Regions from separate parts of the Homo sapiens genome. Here all the other regions are linked to region 1. Evidence: chromatin loops called from intact Hi-C (ENCODE). Cell type or tissue: ascending aorta. All regions are shown on one strand. Each heading gives the region's core, and the rest is flanking DNA. Links, peaks and the distances in the headings are about the cores only.

Region 1 (5,000 bases), core at 1-5,000:
AGTGGGGTTTCCCGAGTTGTCCTGATTCAGCCACAGGGCTACTTCAGATTAGCTTGAGATGTTGAGATGGAGAAAGAGAATTCCGAGAAAACTACTGCCACCCTTGATAAAAATCACACACAGACTCTGCAGGTTGGTAGGTGGAGGGAGAGCTGCCATACAGGAAGTGGCGCCCAGACCGCCAGCCTGAGACCCGCCCTCCCTGGGAGGTTCTTACTGCTTTAGAGGTCAGTTATTGCTGCCACTCCCACACTGCCCCAGAAGGGGGAAGGAGGGAAGGTCGTGGAGGGTTGCTTTTTCCCCTGTAATCTTGCAGTATATATGGATATTCGACTAGTCTTTCCCCAACTTCAGCCAACTGAAATGACTAAAACACTTAAGGCTTCCTAAAAGTTTGAGGCAGGAGGAGCAAAAGAGAGTAGTGAACACAGGGGGTGACATGGAACTAGATCATCTGACTTCTTAGCGGTGACCTGCAGGCCACCTCCATTTGGAGAGCACCATTTTGCAAGTCCAGCCTCGCCTGGCGGGAAGAGCTCATGCTTTCTCCTGGGACTGGCATTTGGCATCCTGAGCACCTGCTGACCGGAACGAGAAATAATCTGGTGTCTGACACCAAATGAGCTCTTAATCTTTGGCGCCAACAAGACAGCATCTAAGGACAACCACGGTGCCCCCATTGTCCGCTTAGGGAATGGACCCCTGTTGGGGTGGGAGGTAGACTTTTTGTTTTCAGAACCAACATGTCTCAAGCAGCTGTGCTTAATATATGTTTAATCCCCATCCACTCCATGGGGCAGCGTTGTCATCCGTTTCACAGGCTGGGCCCCTGAGCCGAGGAGGTTGAGCCTCCTGCCCAATCAGTAAGGGCTGTCTACACTATTAAAGTTTTTTCTTGTTTGATCCCATATGCCAGAAGTTTTAAAAATTTTCCGTAAAACAGTGGAATTCTTTTTTCCAAAATTTTACACAGAAGCCCAATATTTAAAACAAATTCAGCTGGAGCAGCTTTGAGTTTGGGGCAGGCCTGAGAGCCTAGAGTCCCACCTCCCACCTCACCATCCAGCAGCCCTCAGTACCTCAGCCTGTGTCCTGTGGAAAACACTCGGGAAGTGAGCACTGTGCCCATGTTGCCTCCACCGCATGCCCCTGCCTGGAAGGATCTGTGTGTGTGTGGTCAGGGTGGAAGGCACCTGCTTCCCCTGGACACCCTGCGCCATGCCCTGGAGACATCATCTGTCCATGCAGCCAGGCTGGGCCCAGACCGTTCCCAGAACAGCCCCCTGCGCAGCCACAAGCAGCCTCTTGGTGGTGGCTTGAGAGTTGGAACCTGGCGGCCATGCTGCCCCAGTGATACCTGCAGCTTAAAGCATGTACTCACTTTTCTCTCAGACCCTGCGGGTTCGAGGGCTCAGGTTTTTCTTTTAATGGGTCACTTTTAAAAGCAGACAGTGCTCGACTGAAAGCTAGAAGACCCTAGAAAACCACAGTTGGTTTCTGTTTCTGGCTTTTCACTTTTTCCATTCTGTGCTCTGTTATTACTGGGAGGCTCACATGAGGGTACCTGTCAGGAAAGCACCTAATATGATAGAGAGAGTTTACACAATTGGAGCGATAATGAAGGCTGCCATTACCCGGGGTCCCACTGTTCACATGAGTTTGTTGGGCACTTTCTATACATGCCCGAAACCTGCCCACTTTGGACAGTGCCCTGTTCTGCAGGTAAGGCCCTCAAGGCTCAGAAGCTCAGCAACCCAGGGCCACAAAGTACGGGAGTAGGAGGGTTTGGGTTTGACCCCAGGTCTTAGGCTGTGACAATTGTGCAGTGGGCCAGGTGACCACCCCTGAGTGTGGGAATGCAAGAACAGGTCGATAAACCTTTAGGGAGCCCAAAATTTATTTTCTTCTGGCCTTTAAACCAGATTTTTACTCCTAACATTGAAGCTTTGTTTGTTTGTTTTTTGTTTTTGTTTTTGAGATGGAGTTTTGCTCTTGTTGCCCAGGCTGGAGTGCAATGGCGCCATCTCGATCTTGGCTCACTGCAACTTCTGCCTCCCGGGTTCAAGCAATTCTCCTGCCTCAGCCTCCTGAGTAGCTGGGATTACAGGCACCTGCCACCGTGCCCGAATAATTTTTGTATTTTTAGTAGAGACGGGGTTTCACCATGTTGGTCAGGCTGGTCTCTAACTCCTGACCTCAAGTGATCTGCCCTCTTTGGTTTCCCAAAGTGTTGGAATTGACAGGTGTGAGCCACTGCGCCTGCCTGAGGCTTTTTATAATGCACTAGAAATAATGTCAGTTCAATCATTTGTGTGTTTCAGGTGACAAAGTTGTTGTCACGTACTCCAAAGGTTATCCGTGTGGTGGAAATAAGACCGCATCCTCCGTGATAGAATTGACCTGTACAAAGACGGTGGGCAGACCTGCATTCAAGAGGTCAGGAGACTGGGGGCTCAGAGCGGGACTGTGCAGTGAGCATACTGGAGGGAATTCCTCCTTGGGGTTTTCATGGGCAGGTTTTGGCTGAGTCTTAGGAGCTCAGGGCCAGAGCCGCTGATTGTGCTGTATTGGGCGGGGCTGCTCCAGGCAGGGAAGACCTCCAGATACAGTGCTGAGACACTGTTACAAGACCAGTGCAACTTCTCTGGGCTAGCTTGTCTCTTGAACTAGGTTTAGCACTGGCTGAGCAGTACTTAACTGACCTCTACCTTTGAATGTCATAGTAGAAACAAAGGGGCGTGGATTTGTCCCACCCGAGGTGTTCAAGCAGCCTGGCTGGGACCCTCGAGCAGCTGGGACCTGCATCTGGACCTGGGATGTGCTTGGATTATATTCAAGTTTTCCCGGCCACATTGCATCTGGTGCCAGGGAGAGCTTGGCCAACAGAGGGTGCATGTGAGCTGCTGTTTGTGAACAGAACTGATTCCTTCCAGACGCTGAGTTTGGAAAAGGGGTGACTCAGAAATTGCCAAAGGATTTATGAATGTATGAGTCTGAGAAGCTTAAACAAAAATCTAAAAATCTAGGAGCAAATTTTCCAGGTTTTGAATGTTGCACGGTTTACAAATTTTAAAAAATTTATATTGAATGCTTGCCTGCTTTGTCACATTACTGATGTGTGCACCACAGTCATCTTCCCTGTCCATTGTGGTGATGAAAAGAAGTGAGTAAAATAACCACCCTCGCTCCGAGCTGCCGTCAGTGTTGAGTCGGGAAATTCTGCCTAGGCCTGCGCAGCCCGGGGAGTGGGGGCCTCGGGACCCAACTGAAGTCTCGCAGCACCTTGACTGAAAGCCAGTGAGCTGCTTCAAGGGCTCCGCAGTGTTCATTGTTTTGCAGTCTTCCCTTATGTCTGGCTGGGGAAGTGACTGTAGCCTGTGCTTCCCTCCTCCTAGGTTTGATATCGACAGCTGCACTTACTACTTCAGCTGGGACTCCCGGGCTGCCTGCGCCGTGAAGCCTCAGGAGGTGCAGATGGTGAATGGGACCATCACCAACCCTATAAATGGCAAGAGCTTCAGCCTCGGAGATATTTATTTTAAGTAAGTAAAACGTTTTCCTTCTGAGCTGTGAAATGTGTTCAAAATTAAACCAGCAATGCCGCTCTTTCCCTATCGGGGAGCACTGCAGGATAAATAGGTCTGTGTTTTAGTTACTGTTGCTGGAGTCATCGTCATCTTTTGCTTAAACTGAGGAAAAGCGTTACTCAATCATTAAGTTTTAACACCAAAGATGGTGAATTCTCATGAGTGTAAAAATAAATCCCCCGTCCTTCTCCCTCTCTTCATGATAATCTCAGGGGTTGAAGCCGAAGCCTTCTGACATGTTTGAGCAGGAATCTTCTGGGCTTACCAGTGTTTAGAAAATAAGTTTCTCAGCAGTGTTACTGGGGCTGCTCTTGGGGGTGGTGGCCGAGGTGCACAGACAGGGCGAGGGCCGTGTGGTGCTGGATACGGCACCTGAGGAAGGTGGATTAGCACTCAGAGGCCAGAACTGGTTGGGGAGAAAGCCTCTTGAGAGGGAAACTGGTGTCCTCAGAATTGCTGTGGGGTCACAGACGTGCTGCCCTAGCGTGTCCGTGCTTCCTTTCCCTAGGAAAGGAAGCATCCTGGGGCCCTGCAGTGATTCTGAGGACTGAGGGTTTATGTCATGAATGCCTTCTTGAAGGACTTCCATGTCACTGTGATCTTTTCTGTCTCTTCAGGCTGTTCAGAGCCTCTGGGGACATGAGGACCAATGGGGACAACTACCTGTATGAGATCCAACTTTCCTCCATCACAAGCTCCAGAAACCCGGCGTGCTCTGGAGCCAACATATGCCAGGTGAAGCCCAACGATCAGCACTTCAGTCGGAAAGTTGGAACCTCTGACAAGACCAAGTACTACCTTCAAGGTAATCCGTGGCTTCCCACAAAGTTCCACATTTAACTTCCTCCAAGGAAGGGGATTAAAATTTTCAACTAACTCCCTTCAGTTGAAATCTCGGACCACTTTTAAAACAAAAACCTTGGTCTAATTCTTTACTTTGTTATGAATTTCTTGACAGTGGATTGAGCGATACGTGTCAGAACTAAGCATTTCACTGTAGGCAAATTGTGTCTTAGTTATCAAGTAAATGTACAAAAAAACTAAAACCTGGTCTGATCCAGTGGTTCTGAGGTTGGGTGGAGGCTGAGCTGTGCACAGTCAGAATTGCCTTTGATTTGGTTTTAACCATGACACTTCCTTATTTTGGAATGCCAAATAATATTAGAGAAGGGTAAGAGATTTTATATTTGTAAGAAGGATGAAAGGAAACTGGCCTAAATGTTAGGATGTAGGTTAAAATCAACCAGGACGCACATAGGGCAGAGTCCAGGGTGTGAAGGAAGGTTTTAAACTGGCACTAATAAGGGTGTTGCCCTTTGTTCCCTCACATAATCGTGAAAGGCTGCTTTTGTTTTGAACAGCTAGTCTTAACTATATACCTTTCATAATTTGATTTTTGAACCGTGTGTGGAT
Region 2 (7,749 bases), core at 1,294-6,293, 210 kb after region 1:
AAAGAATGCCTGGACGTCAGGCACCTCAGACCATTTGCTCATTTTATGACAAGAATTATTTAGATCTTGTAGGATGGAAAAATTGAAAATGCCGTTTTCTGGCTATTTGGAACTACTGTCAAGTTTGTACTGGGGTCAAGCAGCATTGCAGAAGAAAATAAGACATTTAGATTTTAGGTCAGGTGAGAGTTGAAGAGGTTTTAAGTTCTTAAGAACACAGGCTAAGGGAGAAGAAGGAGGAATGGAAGGTGGAAGGTTGCCCATAGTGAAGGAGGCAAGCCCAGAGAAAAGAGAAAGTAGAGACATGGAGGGAAGGGGTTTGGGGGTTCTTACCCTCCAGAAAAGTGGGAAAGGGTTTGGGGCACAGAGATACGAGGTCAGGGCATGGAAATAAGGGATTGGGGTACAGAGATATAAGAGGTTGGGGCATGGAAATAAGGGATCGGGGCGCAGAGATAAAAGAGGTTGGGGCACGGAAATAAGGGATCCGGGCACAGAGATATAAGGGGTTGGGGTACTTGCCCCTCCCCTAGAAAAGCGGGACTTGCCGCTAAGGGTGAAGGAGAAGGGGTTGGGGGTTTCTTGCCCCCCAGAAAGGCGAAGAAGGGGTAGAGACACAGAGAGAAGGGGTTGGGGTACTTGCCCCTCCCCCAGAAAAGCGGGACTTGCCGCTAAGGGTGAAGGACCAAGGCAGGCGTCCTTGCGTGGTCTGACACCTCTGAAACCTGGGTGAATAATCAGAGAGGTGTCCCTGCAATGATTAAATACCAAGGGAAGGCTTCCTTCCCTAGTCCATGACCGGCGCCGGAGTTTTGGGTCCACGGATAAAACATGTCTCCTTTGTCTCTACCAGAAAATGAAAGGAATTGAAATTAAAAGAAGGGAGAGATTGAAGTGTGGTGCCAAGATTGAAAGGAGAAAGAGGTTGAGGGATAGTGAGGGAGGTTGGAGAAGAGAGTAAAAAGAGGCCGCTTACTGGATTTGAAATTGGTGAGATGTTTCTTGGGCTGGTCGGTCTGAGGACCTGAGGTCACAGGTGGATCTTTCTCATGGAGCAAAGAGCAGGAGGACAGGGGATTGATCTCCTAAGGGAGGTCCCCCGATCCAAGTCACGGCACCAAATTTCATGTGCGTCCATGTGAAGAGACCACCAAACAGGCTTTGTGTGAGCAACATGGCTGTTTATTTCACCTGGGTGCAGGCGGCCTGCGTCCGAAAAGAGAGTCAGCAAAGAGAAATAGGGGTGGGGCCATTTTATAGGATTTGCGTAGGTAAAGGAAAAAGGGGGGTTGTCCTCTGGCGGGCAGGAGTGGGGGTCACAAGGTACTCAGTGGGGGAGCTTTTGAGCCAGGATGAGCCAGGAGAAGGAATTTCACAAGACAATGTCATCCGTTAAGGCAGGAACAGGCCATTTTCACTTCTTTTGTGGTGGAATGTCACCAGTTAAGGCGGGAACCGGTCATCTGGATGTGTACATGCAGGTCACAGGGGATATGATGGCTTAGCTTGGGCTCAGAGGCCTGACATAAAGTAATAAAACTTCTAAAAAAAAATACTTAGCACGATGAGGTCCTGAGGCACGGAAATATTTAGACATTTTAAATAGATATTCAACAATGCTGTAAGTAACTGGTAGAATTTCCATACCAGGTCTCTTCCTATGTCACTAGCCCATGGGCACAAGAGGTCATGAAAGAGGAACAGAAATAGGAAAACCTGCATCAACACAGAAACAGCCTGTTCTTTGCCAGAATGGAGAACAAGGCAAAGCTGGTACTTTTAGAAAGCTGAAAATTTGTGCCAATGATTTTTTTCCTAGCTTATTTTTGGCTTTTTGATTCTAAGGAGTTTTGACCTACAAAGATGCTCAATATTTAAATAGACAGATATTTTTGTTTTATTTCTTCCATTGCTTTTATACTTCGGCATCCTCCTTACTGAGATGAGATAAAGTTTTCAAAAACATTGTATGGAATTATTTTCTATGTATCATTATTTAATTCATATGGAATTTATTAAGGGCATGAGATAAAAAATAATATTTCTTCCAAAAGGAAAGACAACTCTCTCAGACCATTACTTAAAAAAATCCCCATTGATTTGTGAAGCCACTTTTATAAAACATGTCCTTTTGGTGTATACTATGATTTGTTGATGGGTTCTCAGCTCTGTTCTGTTTATTTTTCTGGCTCATCTTACTTCCCTAGAATGCTAATTGAAATTATTTAAACTTTAAAATATCTTTCCAAATTTGATAGAAAAAATCTCCTGTAGAAAAAATTAATATAATACCTATTCGCCAACTATTCTTATTTATTCTATTTTCTTCATAAACTTTATGTTAACTTTTTTAACTTAAAAAAACATTTTCTTTGGGATTAAATGGTACACCTCAATTATTTAGGGAGTATTGCTATTTTCATAGTATTTTAATCTTCCCAATCTTCCTATGCAGAAACATTTTGACTTTATTTCAATTTAAATTATTTTAATATTTCAATTTATGCAACTCAGTAAACATACGTCGTGTGTGTATGTGTGTGTATCCTATGCATTTTAAAATAAGATTTTCTCAAGTTACTTGTTTTTTTCATGATTTATATTCGTCTTTGCTGGTTGAGGGCAAAAATATTAAGGCCCACACATTTTTTTGTCACATCACCTTAATAGTTTCCTGTAGTTTTCAGTTGATTTTATACGGCTTTTTCTTTCACCAATAGATCACTCCACAATGTATGTTATCTTGTTTCAAGATTCCATTTAAAAATACAAGGAAGTCTTATGAAATGATGGAAGGGGAGAGACCACTAAACCCAAACTTCCAAAATATAATATCCTCATCATATGATATATTTTGCTATAAAATCTTAGAATTCTTTAGAATTGAGTGGAAATTTAATCATACCAAACCTAATTCTTTCATTTTCAGGGAATGAAATAGAGAATGTGACATGTAGCTGTTGTCATGTTAAATGTTGGGGGGTGAAAGAAACATTGGTGACCACTTTATGGCGAGCAGTCATCAACATTCCAATATGTTATAGTCACATTACATTTTGTGACCTGTAATTTTCCCCATAAGTCATTTCAGCATAGCCCCCTTTGTCTTAAATGGACGTGCTTTATTTCAGAACAGAGGCAGAAGGGAAGGTTCCCCAGCTGTTGCTCTAAGCTGTTGTCTCAGCACATAGCACGCTAGCATGGGGCCACATGTTGCATTGGTCAAATCTCAAGGAGTGTCTGTAATGAGCCAATACAAACAGATGAAGCCTCTACATGGAAACTCTCTGCTCTAGACTCACGTTTGGCCAGGGGGCGTGGCCTGGAGGGTGTAACTCAGGGAACTCCACAGGAATAGTCCCGGCTGGGAACTTGCGTCCCTAAACCCACCAAAACTGCTATAACGAGCTCTGCGAGTGTATACTGTTATTTGCTCTGAAAGGCAGGGCTGTTACCCAAATCCCCTGGAGAGAGCCAGATTTGCAAAGTGTCTGATGTGAGCCCAGAGATCAGCAACAGATACCATAGACCTTTCTCCCCATCTGCAACCAGTCGGAAATAACTCTGTCCCTGCTCACCTCATCTTTGCTTCTGTTGTGGCTTGAAAATCGTATGAGAGTAACATCCTGGGATGAAAAATGCAGCTCGACTCCCTCAGGCTCCACTGCAGCTAAGTCCCCCAGATGGCTGAGGATCATTTATGCAGAAGATGGGGGACTGAATCTCTGTCTTTTTCTTTTAATGTTTTTGAGACGGAGTTTCACTCTTGTTGCCCAGGCTGGAGTGCAATGGTGCGATCTCAGCTCACTGCAACCTCCTCCTCCAGGGTTCAAGCGATTTTCCTGCCTCAGCCTCCTGAGTAGCTGGGATTACAGGCTTCCGCCACCACGCCAAGCTAATTTTCTGAATTTTTAATAGAGACGGGGTTTCACCATGTTGGCCAAGCTGGTCTTGAACTCCTTACCTTGTGATCTGCCCACCTTGGCCTCTCAAAGTGCTGGGATTACAGGCATGAGCCACCGCACCTGGCCAAATTTCCGTCTTTATAAAAAACATTCATGGCCGGGTGCAGTGGCTCACGCCTGTAAACCCAGCACTTTGGGAGGCCGAGGTGGGCGGATCACGAGGTCAGGAGATCGAGACCATCCTGGCTAACACGATGAAACCCCATCTCTACCAAAAAAAATACAAAAAATTAGCCAGGCGTGGTGGTGGGCGCCTGTAGTCCCAGCTACTTGGCAGGCTAAGGCAGGAGAATGGCATGAACCCGGCGGAGCTTGCGGTGAGCCAAGATCGCGCCACTGCACTCCAGCCTGGGTGACAGTGGGAGACTCTGTCTCAAAAAAAACAAAAAACAGAAAACATTCATAAACGTCTCCAACAAATACAGAGTGAACTCATTGTGTGCCTAAGATTCTGAGAGTTACAAAGGATGGGGAAGACCTGGTCTCAGACATCATGGAGCTCCATAGGCTAAGTATGGGTGAGGATATAGGGACAGGCTTCCACGTTCACTTACAGAATCTCTACTAGTCTCACCTGTAAGTGCTAAGTGCTAGATAGGTATATTAATGGAACACATAGAATCATTTGAAGGGAGCATCTACATTATTGCAAATACAGTGATTCTTGTATATATTATCTGTGAAAGTTACGAAGAAGTAAAAATAAGGGAATACCCCAGAACATCGGGGTTGGAATCTCTGTAATCTTTCTCCTCATCTGTAAGACGGAAGTTGCCGTATTTATAGATCACAGTGTTAGTGCAATATTTATTGAGAAAATGTAGGTATAAGATTTTTGTAAACAAAAAGTCCTCTACAAATACAGTTTTGGGTGGTGAGCTTTATTAGAAATAGTTTTGTTCAAATTATTTTACCAGCCTACAGAGCATATGTAGGTAACTTCTACCAGGCTAAAAAACAAACAAAACTGTGCATGATCCCAAAAGAGAGCACATATTAGTTAGATAAACCATTGGTTTAAGGGTTTAGGGAAGACAGTGATTATTTTCATGGTTGGTTGGCCTTGGTCACTGCATGGGTGCCAAGAGGCCCTGAAATGAGTTGTGTAAGGTAGGATTAATCAGGAAGTCTTGTTGGAAGAGGTGGGTTTTGACCTGGCTTAAAGAAGGCAGTGCCAGGAGGAAGCCCGAGATGGTGGTGGATTTATCCCTAAGAATTTAGGAACACAAGTTCTGCTTAAAGCTATACAGGCACAGTGTTTCCCAATGAAAACAGAGAACTCAGAGTGTGTTTTTCAGTCACAACCAGCATTCAGCCCTTCCTACTTACAAATTTTAAGACTTTGGAGGCTTGTTTCATGGATTATCAGAGACCTGGCCTCAAGGGATTAAGGTCAAACATCGGTTCCTCATGTGGCCGTTACACTGAATTGTTCCATAGTCACAGTCTGTACCTCTAAATGTGTGTGTGTGTGTGTGTGTGTGTGTTTCTAGAAGCTTTAGCCAGGGTGTGGTGAAAAGGTCACTATTCTACATTACTAGGGAGGGGTATCCAGTGGGGGCACTGGCCTCATGTTTGCATACCAGTCAGGGATTTACTGAATGCCCATATTGCTTTTTTTTTTGTTCACCTGTTGCTAGACCATGAGGTGAAGGTCTCCAAGGACAGGGGCTGTGACATATTCATCGGTGTGTGCTCAGTTCCCAGCACTATGCCTAGAAGAGGGTAGTTTTCAGTAAAGGCATGAGTGAATAACTGAATAAACCTCTAGCATAAAAATAAATATAAGGTATACTTTCTATCCATTATGAGCTGGTGAACACTGTCCCTTGCTTCATATTTTTATTTTTTACAGCTCTATTAAGATAGAAATGACAAAAGTTGTATATATTTAAAGTGCACAACATGATGAGACACATATATATCGTGACATGATTACTAAAATCAAGCTAATTAACATATCAATCACCTTACTTTTTTTTATTACACCTTACCTTTTTTTGGTGATAACACAAGATCTATCTTTAGCAAATTTTAAGTACACAGTACAGTATCTTTAACTATATTCTCCATGCTGTAATAAGATCTTTAAAACTTATTCATGTTGCTTAACTGAAATTTTGTACTCTGAGGCCAACATGTCCCCAAATCCCCTCCCTCAGCCCCTGATAACAACCATTCCACTCTCTACTCCTATGAGTTAAACTTTTTTGGATTCTACATGTAGGTGAGATCATGCAGTATTTTTCTTTCTGTATGTGGCTTATTTCACTGGGCATAATGTCCTCCAGGCTCATCCATGTTGTCACAAACGGCAGGATCTCCTTGTTAAAAGCTGAATAGTATTCCATTGTGTGTGTGTGTGTGTGTACACCACATATTCTTCACATATTTATCTGTTGATGGATGCTTTAGGTTGATCCCATGTCTTGATTATTGTGAGTAATAGCTGCAAATTGCAGCAATGATCATGAGGGTACAGATGTCTCTATGAGACACTGATTTCATTTCCTTTGGATGTGTACATAGAGCCAGGATTGCTGGATTAAGATAGCATTACAGGTAATACAGGATAAGACGACATTGCACCTCGGGTCCAGGTAGTGAGAAGGTTCCCTGCCACCCTGTTACCTGGAGCGGTCTGAGGGAGGCAACCACACTCAACAGGGAGATTGATCTGGTCTCCAAAAGCCAGGATCCAAAAGCCAGCTCTGGAGTGGAGCTGGGAAGTGATCCTGCTCCCCTGAGGGACACTGAGTCGTTAACTCCACCTTGTGGTGGCTGCTGAGCCCTGGCCACCCTGACAGGATGCAGGGTGAAGGCTGGGAGGCTCCAGGCACCTGCTGCCCATGCCCAGCGTAAGGCCCCTCAGCATCTGCTTCAGGAGGAGGAGGACTCCCAGGGATGGCTGGGGGCTCAGTGAGGCCCGAAGAAACTCTCTGGTCTCCAAAAGCCAGGATCCAAGCCTCATAGAGCTGGGTTCCCAGGATCCCACCCTCCAGAGCACGGTCCCTAGAAAGGATGGGCTGCCTACCCTTGAAGCAGGACAAGGAAGAAGAGCATGTAGAGGATGCTGGCAGAGTGGCTGTCTGAACATCCTCTGGATGGTCCAAGCATGGAAGGGCAGCTGGGAGGTTTCCTCTCATATCCCCATTTTCCCAGTGATGAGTGTGACATTCAGGGGAAAGTAGTGAGGGTGACCCAGCTCTTCTGGCTTCGAGCCAGCCCTCTCATCACTGAAATGCGAAAGCCATCTCTCACCTCCCATGTGCCCAGGGCTCCGCCACTGACTTGGCACTTCATGCATGAGCTAGGACCCACCTGGTCATCCAGTGAAAACACAGCTGTCCCAGGACACAGGTAAGAAGCTGGACAGTTGAGTTGTGGGTGGCTCGATGAGGGCACCCAGTGAATGAACAGTGGCGTGGGACCAGACCCAGCTCTGCGCTCTTCGTGCCCCACCACGGTGGCTAAGCTTTCAGAATCAATTAGTCCTGCTGCTTTATGTCCTTGCCAACGTGTGTGTTCATACTTCTGGCAGTTGGTTTGAGGAATACCACAGCCAAAACCTGCTACAATGTGGTCTGCTTCAGAGAGCTTTGCTCAGTGGCTTCCTTCTGTCATCTTGAGTGAGTTGAGAAAAAGAAAGAGAGGATTTGAAGGTTTATTCGAGGCTGTTCTAGAGTCAGCGAAACACTTCCCATATTTCTGTGGGCATGGCCAGATGGGGCATTGAGATGCTGCAACACCAAGCCCACAGTGGGCATTCCAAAGACAACACATG
Region 3 (7,749 bases), core at 1,294-6,293, 430 kb after region 1:
CAGCCCAAAATCTCCTTAAGCTGATAAGAAACTTCAGCAAAGTCTCAGGATACAAAATCAATGTGCAAAAATCACAAGCATTCCTATACACCAATAATAGACAAAGAGCCAAATCATGAGTGAATTCCCATTCACAATTGCTACAAAGAGAATAAAATACCTAGGAATACAACTTAAAGGGATGTTAAAGACCTCTTCAAGGAGAACTACAAACCACTGCTCAAGGAAATAAGAGAGGACACAAACAAATGGAAAAAAATTCCATGCTCATAGACAGGAAGAATCATGAAAATGGCCATATTCCCCAAAGTAATTTATAGAGTCAATGTTATCCCCATCAAGCTACCATTGACTTTCTTCACATAATTAGAAAAAACTACTTTAAATTTCATATGGAACCAAAAAGATCCCATATAGCCAAGACAAGCCTAAGCAAAAAAAAAAAACAAAAACAAAAACAAAAAAAAAACAAAGCTGGAGGCATCACGCTTCCCAACTTCAAACTATACCACAAGGCTACAGTAACCAAAACAGCATGGTACTGGTACCAAAACAGATATATACACCAATGAAACAGAACAGAGCCCTCAGAAATAACACCAAACATCTACAACCATCTGATCTTTGACAAACGTGACAAAAACAAGCAATGGAGAAAGGATTCCCTATTTAATAAATGGTGTTGGGAAAACTAGTTAGCCATATGCAGAAAACGGAAACTGGACCCCTTCCTTACACCTTATACAAAAATTAACTCAAGATGGATTAACGACTTAAACATAAAACATAAAAACATAAAAACCCTAGAAGAAAACCTAGACAATATGATTCAGGACATAGGCATGGGAGAAGACTTTATGACTAAAACACCAAAAGCAATAGCAACAAAAGCCAAAATTGACAAATGGGATCTAATTAAGCTAAAGAGCTTCTGCACAGCAAAAGAAACTATCATCAGAGTGAATAGGCAACCTACATAATGGGAGAAAATTTTTGCAATCTATCCATCTGACAAAGGGCTAATATCCAGAATCTACAAAGAACTTGAACAAATTTACAAGAAAAAAACAACTCCATCAAAAAGTGGGCAGTAAGAACAGACACTTCTCAAAAGAAGACATTTATGCAGCCAATACACATATGAAAAAAAGCTCATCATCACTGGTCATTAGAGAAATGCAAATGAAAATCACAATGAGATACCATCTCATGCCAGTTAGAATGGTGATCCTTAGGAGGTCAGGAAACAACAGATGTTGAAGAGGATGTGGAGAAATAGGAACACTTTTACACTGTTGGTGGGAGTATCAATTAGTTCAACCACTGTGGAAGACAGTGTGGCAATTCCTCAAGGATCTAGAACTAGAAATACCATTTGACCCAGCAATTCCATTGCTAGGTATATACCCAAAGGATTATAAATCATTCTACTATAAAGACACACACACACGTATGTTTACTGCGGCACTGTTCACAATAGCAAATACTTGGAACCAACCCAAATGCCCATCAGTGATAGACTGGATAAAGAAAACATGGCACATATACACCATGGAATACTATGCAGCCATAAAAAGGTTGAGTTCACGTCCTTTGCAGGGACATGGCTGAAGCTGGAAACCATCATTCTCAGCCAACTAACGTAAGAACAGAAAACCAAACACTGCATATTTTCACTGATAAGCGTGAGTTGAACAATGAGAACACATGGACATGGGGAAGGGAACATCACACACTGGGGCCTGTCAGGGGTTGAGGGGTTAGGGGAGGGATAGTATTAGGAGAAATACCTAATGTAGATGACAAGTTGATGGGTGCAGCAAACCACCATGGCACATGGATATCTATGTAACAAACCTGCATGTTCTGCACATGTATCCCAGAACTTAAAGTATAATAATTTTTAAAAAAATTTTTTAAAAAGAAAGTCAAGTGTGTGCTTTGACCTTTTGACTTGGGGTTTTATATACTGGCATGCTTCCGGGGTCTTGTATCCCTTCTCCCCACTCACCCAACTCCTGAGAGCTTATCCAGAAGCTGTTTCAGGTGTTTTCTATCTATTGGGAGATGGCTTTTCACTGGTGCCAGCTGTGACCAATTATTACTTTACAAAGACAGTTAAAAACTGCCTGACCATCACCTAATGGTTGACAACACTCCAGGTGTGTGTTTGGGGCGGTGGTAGGGGAAGGCACTGTTCTGCCCTGCTCATACCTTACTAGCTACCTACTGTAACACTGAGTGAGAACACTCACTGTTTACCTTTCTGTTCCTGGCTTACTTAACAAACCTTCCTTTAGTTTCATCCATGTTGCTGCAAAAGATAGGATCTCATTTTTTTAATGGTTGAATAGTATTTTATGGTATGTATATATCACATTTTCTTTATCCATTCATGTGTAGTCAGACAACTAGATTGATTACATGTCTTTGTTATTATGAATAGTGCTGCAGTAAACCTGAGGATGCAGAGGTCTCTTTGATATTTAACGATTTCCATTGCTTTGGATAAATGCTTAGCAGTGAGATTGCTGGATTATATGGTACTTCTATCTGTATTTTTTTGAGGAACCTCCATACTGTTCTTCAGACCAATTGCACTAGTTTAAATTCCCACCAACTGTTTTTAAAATTCCCTTTTTTTCCTGCATCCTCACCAGCATTTTTTATTTTTTGTCTTTTTGATAATAGCCCTACTAACTGGGGTGAGACAATAGCTCGTTGTGGTTTAGATTTGCATTTTCCTGATTAGTGATGTTGAGCACATTTTCATACATTTGTTGGCCATTTGTATGTCTTCTTTCAAGAAATGTCTGTTCAGATCATTTGCCCTTTTTTTTTAATTGGGTTGGTTTTTTGCTGTTGAGATGTTCGAGATCCTTGTATATTCTAATACTAGCCCCCTGTCCGATGAATAGTTTACACATATATGAGGCACCACGAGATCCTTTACACAGGTTAGTTCACTTACTCCTCACTCCAACCCTATGAGGGAGGCGCTATTACTACCACTCTTATTTTACCCATAGAGAGTTCAGCAGAGGTTCATAACTTCCCCCAAAGTCACACAGCTAGTGTGGCAGATGGAGCAGGGTTGGATGCCAGAGCCAGGCCCTCCAGCCCCACGCCTCGTTGCTGCAGGAGCCCTCCAATCTGCAGTCACTGCCACAGGCATCAATGGCACTACCCAGAATAAGGATTTATTGAGCACCTACTGTATTCACAGAACTCTAATCAGTCTGAAAGTCCAAGCAATGAAGCAAACAAAGCCAAGGAATGGCAGAAATGGCAGAGTTCAAACCAGAGTCTAGGGCCTGAAGTGCACCGCATGGGCCAGGTTAAAGTGAATGAAACATTCCTATTTTGATCCTTTTCATTATTTATCATTCATACCCCTAACTACCTTTAATGCGATTAGTTTTAGATGTAAAAACAACAAATACGCTACAAATCAGCTCTTCCAACATTTTCTTCTCGTGAAAAAGGCTCTTTGAAAGCCCTGTTTTGCAGAAACTTGCTCCTTTTGCATGAATGGTAAATCATAGGAGACCTGGTAGATTACGCTACATACTTAATGTGAAAGGTTGCTTCATTCAAGAGCCTGGAGTTTTCAGACATTGTCCTGAAACTTCCCTGCCTAGGGTAGGGTAATGCCAGCGACGGCAGGAAATAGCTCTGACGCACTTAAGAGTTAAATACAACCTACAGAAGTTCTGGCTGGGTGGGGAAAACCTATTGCTAAAGAGAAGAGCTACTTTTTTTCTTTTCTGGAATTTGCAAACAGCATTTATTCTCAGCCTTACCTTCCACAAGCTCCACCTGGAACATTGCTGGGCAGCGTGGAAACAGAAGCAAACATCAGCCAGGCCGGCAGGGGGCAGCAGACCCCACATTTTGCCCTCGCCTCCCGTGGGAGGGAGTGCCCGGCTCCCAAAATCCTGTGGCGGGTTTTGTCCCAAGCGACTTCAGCCAGCAGATAGTTCGTGTCCTTCTGAGGCCGCAAAATTTGGGGTGGAAGAAGTGGGGCGTGAGGCTGAGAGTGAGGAGAGCAATCCAGGGTCGCCAGGGTGGGAGCCGCAGCGGGCCCTAGGCCTCCGGGAGGACACTGATGCTTCCGGACCGCGCGAGGCGCGCCGGCAATGCCGGCAATGGACGTGCGACAGCGGCACGAGGCGGGGCACCGGGAGGGGATGCGGGGGGAGGGGGGACTCGGGCATGGCGGGCTTCAGGTTCCGAGCCCTATCCCTGCGGGGAGGCGGCTGAGGCCCAGCGAGAATTCGAGCGCGGTGCGGGCGGGCCGGCAGTGCTGGGGGGACCCGGCGCACCCTCTGCAGCTGCTGGCCCGGGTGCTAAGCCCCTCACTGCCAGGAGCCTGCGGCGCCTGCTGGCTGCTTTGAGTGCGGGGCCCGCTGAGTCCGCGCACACCCGGAACTCGCGCTGGCCCGCGAGCGCCGCTCGCAGCACCGGCTCCCGCCCGCGCCTCTCGCTCCACACCTCCCCGCAAGCAGAGGGAGCCGGCTTCCGCCTCGGCCAGCCCAGAGAGGGGCCCGCCACAGCGCAGTGGTGGGCTGAAGGGCTCTTAGAGCATGGCCAGAGTGGACGCCAAGGCCGAGGAGGCGCCCAGAGTGAGCGAGGGCTGCTAGCACTTTGTCACCTCTCAATTTGACGTTGTAAGCTTCCTTCCACAGAGTGACCTTTTTCATGCAATCGATGTGCTCCTGTGTCAGCTATGCAAAATAATTTTTGTTTACTGAATCTGGTTTAAAAGGCAAGAAGTTGCTTCCCATTGGGCACTTTGATCCTGGTGAAACGGGATGTGTATGCCTGGAAACATGGACAGTCACATGCACTGCTTGGTTTTGTGTGGAACTAACATGAGATGATCTTTTCACTGATTTTCAGAATTGTGGAGAATTCACTTAGGAAAATAAGCATGTGTATCAATGCATGACCAATATGGGCGTTTACTTTAACTGATTTCACAGAAGCAGTGCTCCTAATATTTTGAGCCACACAGATTTTATCTGGTGCCTCTTTATGATATGATCAATTAGCTGCTTACTTCATAAGTTATGTGGAGTGGGGAAGATACTCCTATTTTCTCTTTAAATGTCTTTTCTCTGATTTAAAGAAGTAATAAAGGAGAAATCTTTTTGCTATATTTTACTTTTATCCTCCACTATTCTGAAGTTTAAGCTTCAATAATTAATATAAGTACAGTAAAATTAATATTTTAAAGGTAGCTGATATGCTTGATAACCAGAAAATATTTCATTTTTTAAAAATTCTATTTCATCTACTAATTTGATCCATATGATCCATATGCAAGGGTATGTAAAAGTCTATATATAGTCATATGACAAAGGTATATGGTGTATTGAATTTATACTTTTATTGTTCATCACTAAGACCCTTTTTTACTTTAAAAGTGGGTTATATAGACCTGTGAAACATGCAACAAAAATGAAAACACTGCACCTTTTTGTGGTTCTGTAAACACACAAGAAAAGTGGAGGTCAGGATCCATGCTGTTGGCCAGGTATTAAGTTGGCGTTATCAGCAATCACTGTAGTCTCTGTGAGTGCTGATGAATCTGAATGTCATGCCTTGGGAATTGCTTTTTTGACTAGATTACTGGTTTGAGGTTGTTGCCGTTGTGTTTTTTGTAAGAGTAGAAATTCACAAGTGCACAACGTTGGATTTAGGTAAGTGGAAATTTAATGCAATCACAGCAGTGCCTCATACAAAGAAAGTGATCAACAAATGTAGCCATGATAAGGGTCACTCGCTAGGCCAGTTGTCACCTACCCCTCTGCTGGATGACAGCCCTTCTGCATCTGCACTCAGCTCCCGCGTTTCCGGAGCTTCTCTTCTCAGACCATGCAGTGCCCAGAGCTTCAGATCTGTCCATATCCTTCATCAACACCTCCTGAAAGTATGAGACCTTGCAGAGGCCCATGTCTTCCAGGTGTTGCCAAGACAGCTGAGACAGAGCCCTGGAGTCCTTTCTTATCATCCCTTGATCAGGGTGTCTTATATCTGTTAATTCTACAAATAGCCATTTTTTTAAATGTCATTTATTTTAAACCAGTAGCTCAGCTGTCCTGTGCCAGCTCCACACCCTCAACTCTACAGCTGATTACACAGTTCATTATTATGCTAATTTAAGAAATGTTAAATATATGCAAACCTACAGAGGGAACAAACACTGTAGCAACTTACCAACTTTCCCACAACCTGCAGTTAACAATTGTGAACAGTTTGTCATTTTAACTTTTCCCCAGTCCCTGGAATTTCCTCATCTCTAACCCAGTCTCCCTCAACCACTCATGATGAAGTGTGTACCCATCCAATCTGTTTTGGAACATTTTAAAATTATTTTACTTGGTTTTTTTTAAATCAGCTTTATATATGCACATAGTTTAAAGAGTCAAAAAGTTCTGTCCAGGCATGGTGGCTCACACCTGTAATCATAGCAATTTGGAAGGCCGAGGCAGGAGGATCATGAGTCCAGGAGCTTGAGACCAGATTGGCCAACATGGTGAAACTTCATCTCTAATAAAAATAAAAAAAAATTAGCTGGATATAGCAGCCCATATCTGTAATCCTAGCTACTTGGGAGGCTGAGGCACGGGAATTGCTTGAACCCAAGAGGCAGAGGTTGCGGTGAGCCAAGACTGCACCACTGCACTCCAGCCTGGGTGACAGAAGGAGACTCTGTCTCAAAAAAAAAAAAAAAAAGAAAAAAAGTAAAAAGTTCTGTTTTTACAGAATTACTGCGTTTCCTTCTCTCCAGAGGCAAACACTTCCAATTCTTTATTTCATTTATTTTTGAGATGGAGTTTTGCTCTGTCACCCAGGCTGGAGTGCAGTGGCACGATCTCGGTTCACTGCAACCTTCACCTCCCTGGTTCAAGCGATTCTCCTGCCTCAGCCTCTTGAGTAGCTGGGACTACGGCGTCCACCACCAGGCCTGGCTAATTTTTGTATTTTTAGTAGAGACTGGGTTTCACCATGTTGGCCAGGCTGGTCTCAAACTCCTGACCTCAGGGCGATCCACCCACCTCCGCCTCCCAAAGTGCTGGGATTACAGGCCTGAGCCACCGCACCCGGCCACCTCCAATTCTTTCAACTGATCCTATTGGCATTTACCTTCAGCTCTCTAAATAACTTTCTGACTGTGGTACTTCTTTTTTCAGTTTTAGTCATTACCTATTGATATGGTTTCGATCTGTGTTCATGCCCAAATTTCAAGTCAAATTGTAATCCTTAGTGTGGAGGCGGGGTCTGATGGGAGGTGATTGGCTCATAGGGCAGTAACTCATGAATGGTTTAGCACCTTCTCCAGGTGCTGTTCTCCTGATAGTGAGTTCTCAGGAGATCTGGTTGTTTAAGTGTGTGTGGTACCTCCCCCACCCTTGCTCCTGCTCCTGCCATATGAGAAGTGTTTTCCATTTTTAAAATTATAGACATTTAAATTATAGACATTTTAATGGATATGAAGTCTTATTTCATTGTGATTTTATTGGCATACACAGCATACACATACCGTCCACATACCACACACATACACTTCACACACCGTACATACTACATACACCCACACATCCTTTTGCCATATGTACCTAAAATAATTATGTAATTATATTGTAATTTTGGTTAAGTAAATATTCAGTGTTTATGTAACTGAGGCCTGTAGTATCCTTTTATATTTCTCCCTAGAATTCATTATTTTCTTTTCTGTAAGCT

What was found. A loop is a pair of places that touch in the nucleus more often than their neighbours do. Peaks named below come from ENCODE experiments on the same cell type or tissue, not always from the same donor. Only the 100,000 strongest peaks of a DNase experiment are listed, where the experiment ranks them.
Region 2: a loop joins it to region 1, with 3 times the contacts of the local background. A loop is called at or near these places in 3 of 110 quality-filtered maps.
Region 3: a loop joins it to region 1, with 5 times the contacts of the local background. A loop is called at or near these places in 15 of 110 quality-filtered maps.

The regions. Positions count from the first base shown.
Region 1 is chr6:160,085,712-160,090,711 of GRCh38, forward strand. It overlaps IGF2R (insulin like growth factor 2 receptor), which reads left to right. Exons shown (of 48, transcript NM_000876.4): 42 at 2,322-2,436; 43 at 3,396-3,542; 44 at 4,205-4,392. Among named protein-coding and RNA genes, the nearest start is that of SLC22A1, 34 kb to the right of the region's middle. In ascending aorta, for the core only: a CTCF peak has its summit at 2,878 (motif pointing right); a DNase peak (open chromatin) is centred at 2,880; H3K4me3 peaks cover 514 bases; H3K27ac peaks cover 2,166 bases.
Region 2 is chr6:160,290,789-160,298,537 of GRCh38, forward strand. No RefSeq gene overlaps it. Among named protein-coding and RNA genes, the nearest start is that of SLC22A2, 36 kb to the left of the region's middle. RefSeq lists an enhancer at 7,535-7,749. In ascending aorta, for the core only: no CTCF peak of the experiment used is centred there; a DNase peak (open chromatin) is centred at 3,303; H3K27ac peaks cover 801 bases.
Region 3 is chr6:160,516,163-160,523,911 of GRCh38, forward strand. It overlaps LOC124901454 (a long non-coding RNA gene), which reads left to right and starts at 4,188. Exons shown (of 2, transcript XR_007059844.1): 1 at 4,188-4,670. RefSeq lists silencers at 4,152-4,281, 4,322-4,401, 4,472-4,581. In ascending aorta, for the core only: a CTCF peak has its summit at 3,877 (motif pointing right); DNase peaks (open chromatin) are centred at 3,909 and 4,409; H3K4me3 peaks cover 1,535 bases; H3K27ac peaks cover 885 bases.